Linked DNA regions of Mus musculus: region 1 is linked to region 2. The links are chromatin loops, found by intact Hi-C in ENCODE. Cell type or tissue: gastrocnemius. All regions are shown on one strand.

Region 1 (2,500 bases), 120 kb after region 2:
ACTTACAGAGCACTTTCATGAGTATTACCAAATGACCATGTTTTAGGTTTGTAGATAGGGTCTCTGTAGCCCTGTCTGTCTGTCCTAGAACTCACTCTGTAGACTAGGCTGGCTTTGAATGCACAGGTCTGCCTGCCTCTGCCTCTGCCTCCCAAGTGCTGGGATTAAAGGAATGGACCACTATGCCCAGGGACTATGTTTTTGTGTTTTTCTTTAATAGGACTATTTTGTCTTTATGAGTGTCTCCATATGTGTATTATGCACCCGCGTGTGCCTGGTGTCCACAGGTGTGAGCCGCCATGTGGGTTTGAGAACAGCCTGGGTCCTCTTCAAGAACACCAAGTGCTCCTTGCTGTGAGCCATTCTTCCTCCAGCTCCTCCTCATTTTAACCCACTCAGCACACGATCCCCAAGTGTGTCCTAACACTGTGCTAGTTTAAAGGTTTGATCACCCCAATTCTATGAAGCAGGTCTATCTTCATTTAAAGGAAAAGAAACTGAAGTCCGGAGAATCGGATCTCTGTGGTCCTCGTACTTTAGAGTGTAGGGCCGTGGTGAATTTGGGTTTGATTTTTTTCTGTCTTTAGGGTCTCTAGGGTATACTACTGACCACAGGCAGAGGAGCAGCAAACAGATTGGCTCGAAGTTACCATGTGGATCAGCCTCTATCACAAATGACAAGAGGCTTGGCCTTCACTATGACAGGTTCTCTCACTATATAGCCCTGGGTAGTCTGGAATTCTCTATGTAGAGCAGGCTGGACTCGAACTCACAGGAATTCACTTGCCTCCGCCTCCCGAATGCGAAGATTAAAGGTATGTAGCACTAATTCTTTTTAGCATAAGCCCTGTTCATAGTAGATCCAGAAATCAGTATTTATAGTGGTGGTGTTAGGCTGGAGAGATGGCTTAGCCGTTAAAGGCTAGGCTCACAACCAAAAATATAGTGGTGGTGGTGGTGGCTGGGTTACAGGGGTCTCTAATGTCGTACATGTAGTACATAATAAAACCCAAGAGTGATATGTCCCGTGAAGCAGCCCTGTGGAGCGCTCCCCTGGGTGTGGCTGTGACTCATCCCCCAATGTAGGTTCCAGGTCTGGATGCAGAGCCAAGCTTTGGGCAGCCACGAGTTATGGGAGGAACCCTGGAGCCAGAGAGCAGGGAAGGAAAGCGGGTGGCCCTTAGCTGGAATCGAGCGGCTCCCTCTACTGGCCAACTAGGGGAGACGTCGTGCTTCTGTGTGTGTCTGCATCAGGAGGGATGTCACAGGTGTGCCAGCGAGTGTCCATGTCAGCTTTTGCCGGTAAAAGTGTGACATGGGCGTAAGTGTATGAAGGTGCCTGTTTCTGACACGATGTCGCTGTGCCAGCACGGCTCGAAACTGTTTCTGGAAGCTGTACTCACAACCGCATCTTGTACTTTTTGGACAGTGTGGAGCGGGCGCCCAGGACTGGGACTGCTTGTTTTCAGAGATTAGCCATCTTTCTGTTTCTATAGTGATCCGAATGCACAAATAATGCTGGCACTCCTCTCCAGCGTGCACTACCCCGAGTAGGTGGACGCCGGTCAAGGGAAGTTATGTGGAAGAGGCTCAATATTCTGAGGACCCAAGAAAGGGTTAACTTCAAGCCCCACAGTAACTTCAATCATTGGCTCGGGGCACTGCCTGTCAGAGTTCTGAGGGTGGGGTTTTCGAGGCTGCAGTCAGATTGCCCAGAGCCCCTCACTAGTCACTAGTCCCTGGAATCCCCCTCCTGTCACCATCATCATCTTCATCCGACCACTGGGCTTTGCCCCACACTGTGCGTAGCTTGATGGAGACACCTTTCTGGGCCCTGGATGAGGCGCGGATCCGGGCTTGATGGAGACACCTTTCTGGGCCCTGGATGAGGCGCGGATCCGGGCATCCTGGCTTACCCACTCTCTCCAGCAGCCTGGCTTCCTGATAGATGGTGATTATTATATAATAGACTCTCTGGACAGAGGCGTGCCAGCGCTGGGAACATTGCCCCTCCTTGAAGTATGCCTTAGGGCCTGGCATCTGCCGAACCCACCTTACCGCCCAGCTGTGCCGACGTCCCCGGCACCGCCTCCTTCCGGGAGCGGGAGACCCCAAGAGCCACCTTCCCTGGTGGCCAGAAGCCGAGTCCTGGGACAGGGCGGGCCCAGGCCGGGAGTCAGGCCGGCGCCCCGCAGGTCTCTGGGTCGGCCGGCAGAGTGAGGCTTTACCAGCGCCTCGCTAGGATTGTGGAGTCCACCTGGCCCCTCCAACCTGAACTTGGAATTTGGGAACCAACAGAGGTGGGGCTAGGGGGCGCTGGGGCCAGGGTCGGAAAGGGAAAGGAGTTTGGAAAGCTGCGAGGACAGGAAACTCCAAGCTGGACCAGGGGGCCGGCAGGGGCAGAGGGGGGAGGGACTCTTATCCTGACAAGGCTCCCGCCTTCTCCGACTGGAGGGTTTGGAAAAACTGAGCAGGCAGCCAAGGCTTGGCTGGAAATCTT
Region 2 (2,500 bases):
CGTGGTTAGCAATTGACAGTTTTCACACCTAAAACAGTCCCATAAGCTCCAACAAGGGCTTTTGTTTGCAAATACAGGGCGATTTCTATACGCCTCAACAGGAAGTAGGAGTGATTGGGGTTCTTACGAAGGTAAAGGGGGGCTATGGCGAAGGGAAAACCCTAAGCCAAGAATCGGAGTCCGGTAACCGTAAGGCAATAATTCCTCGCCCCCTCCCCCAACTTCCCTCGCTTCAAACCCAGCTCCCTCGGATCAAAAAGCAAAAGGGTTTCTGCCCTGCAATCCTATCTGCGCCACAAGAGCCGGAACCAGCTCTGCGAGTGGGAAACAATAGGGACTCCCCCCCCTCAGAAGGCCCGGAAGAGAACCCCGAAACTGGACCGCCTCTCCTCCCCTCTTACGCCGCCGAGTCTCCCCCAAACCCTCTGTCCCCACCAACCTGCAAGGCCTACTTGCAAGCGAGCAGCCGCGGCTCCTCTCCCAGCCGAGTCCCCGGCCAGCACAGCCCTGCCACCCCCCGCAGGGCTGCCCTGCCTCGCACTCCCAACCTCACTCGGGTGTCCCGGCCGGTGTTCCGTCCCCGCTCCCGTCTACCGCACCGCTCGTCCAGAGCTCCCCGCCGCTCCTCCTCCATACCCCGCACACGCCACATTCCTCGGTTCCACTCCTCTCCGCCGCCCCCGCTCTTCTCAGCGGCCACCCGCCCGTCCTCCCGGGCCAGGCCTGGGCCTCGGGCTTCTGCCCGAAGGGGGCTCCCTGATACCCTCAGGATCCTGCCGACCCCGACCACGCCGCCTCACCCCACGCCCCGCGGCTCGGGCCCGAGTCCTACCACCGAGGCCACTCCCGCTCCGCACCCTCGGTCCTTTATTGTTGACTCGAAGCTCCCAAAATGGCGGCGGCTCCTTCCTCCTCGGAAACCTCCGCCCGCCCCCACCCGGCCCCTCGCCGCGACGCCCGCCGCCCCGCCCCGCCCCCGCCGCGACGCTCGCTGCCCGCGCAGCTCGCCGCCGCCGCCGCCGCCGCCACCCCGCACTACCTCGGCCGGCGCCCGCTGTGCCGGCGCCCCCGATGTCGCCGCCGCCGGGCTGAGCTGACTCTGCTGCTCTGCCCCCTCCCTCGCCCGCCGCCGTCGCCTCCCTCCCTCCTTCCCAGCCGCTCCGCATGGCGGCGGCCGCGGCTCCTCCTCCTCCACACAAGATGGCGAGAGCTCGGCCGCTGCAGCTGCAGCCGCCGCGGCGTCACGGCTTCCTGGGCGCGGCGGGCGAGGGTCGGGAGAGACCGGCCTTTGACGGGGCCGAGCTCAGGGAAACACGGGGTTGCTTTCGGGACGGAGGGACGGACGGATGGACGGACGGGCGAGAGGGCTTGCCTGCAGAGCTGACGAGACCGCTGGGGAAATGAATGGCGGTGGCCGAGGACTGTCGCCCTTGCCTTCGTTCGTCCCTTCGGAGCTGGGCTGACGGGTCCCGGGCCGGAGGGGACGTCTGCTGACTGCTGACCTCGGACACACTCGGAGGGCAGCCTGCGCGGGTCCGGAAGCTGAGCTGGGATGGCCGGGAGGACGCTGCGAGGCCAGGGCGTGCAGAAAAGTGGGGCCTTTGGGGCCGATGCTGTCTGAGAGGGAGCGGGAAGGGGCACCGGGGGAAGCAGTGAGCCGGGAGCGCGCCCTCGGTCGTGGGCTATCAAACCCGGAGTGCAGGCGAGGTGACCCTTTGCTCCTGCCCGCAGTGGCACTCTTCTAGAAAGAAGGGCGGATCGCCTCTACCAGTGAGGGCTCGCTGTGCAAATGGGAGACCCGTAGATTCTCCTGCCTGACCCTTACTGCAGATATTTGTGCGTTTGTTTCTATGATTCTCGGATCCTGATGTCTTATCCTTAACCTAGAAAGTCGTCTTGTTCCAAGCAAAACAAACTTTTTTGTTTGTTAAGTAAAAATCGAGCTGGGCCGGAGAAAGTTAAAAACTCGCGTCTTACGCTGCTGGAGGGCTGGAAATACTGACAGTGGTTAAACCCTTTGGGACAGTGCGATTCCTTACTAAACACCGACGTTAGGGAATCCTGGACAGTCAGTACTTAGTCACTGACTTGCAGCTTCCATATTTTTACCGCTGCTTCCAACTTGAGACCAATCAGAGAAAGCCAAATATGCTCTCTAAACCAATGACTCCCTGCTTCCAGCCCTCCTGCTTCTTAGCTAGCAACATCCAATCAGAATAAGTCTGAAGCCCCCCCCCCCCTTTTAAACCGCTGCGCTCTCCTGTTTTTTGTTTTTTGTTTTTTACTTGAGAGCCCAAGTCTACCAAACTCCAGTGCATGCTTGCCATAGCAAGCACAGAGTAGAATAATAGCCAGTTGTCATTTGTGCCACCACACCCAGCACTCTTAATGTATTATGATGATGGTGATGCTTTTTGCAATTCTGAGTTTAAAGCATTTTTATCTCCCACCCAGATTTTAAAATAGCTACTCCTGCAAGGGAATAGGCCCATACCTTGTG

Evidence for each region. Hi-C counts contacts between places; a loop is a spot of excess contacts. Peaks named below come from ENCODE experiments on the same cell type or tissue, not always from the same donor. Only the 100,000 strongest peaks of a DNase experiment are listed, where the experiment ranks them.
Region 1: a loop joins it to region 2, with 9 times the contacts of the local background. A loop is called at or near these places in 2 of 42 quality-filtered maps.

What each region holds. Positions count from the first base shown.
Region 1 is chr9:44,478,965-44,481,464 of GRCm38, reverse strand. No RefSeq gene overlaps it. Among named protein-coding and RNA genes, the nearest start is that of Gm22540, 3.7 kb to the right of the region's middle. In gastrocnemius, CTCF peaks have their summits at 1,213 (motif pointing left), 2,113 and 2,325; DNase peaks (open chromatin) are centred at 1,191, 1,670 and 2,475; H3K4me3 peaks cover 1,665 bases; H3K27ac peaks cover 2,311 bases.
Region 2 is chr9:44,603,285-44,605,784 of GRCm38, reverse strand. Ddx6 (DEAD (Asp-Glu-Ala-Asp) box polypeptide 6) reads right to left here and starts at 893. Exons shown (of 14, transcript NM_181324.3): 1 at 833-893. In gastrocnemius, a CTCF peak has its summit at 1,190; DNase peaks (open chromatin) are centred at 563, 880, 1,120 and 2,144; H3K4me3 peaks cover 2,500 bases; H3K27ac peaks cover 2,500 bases.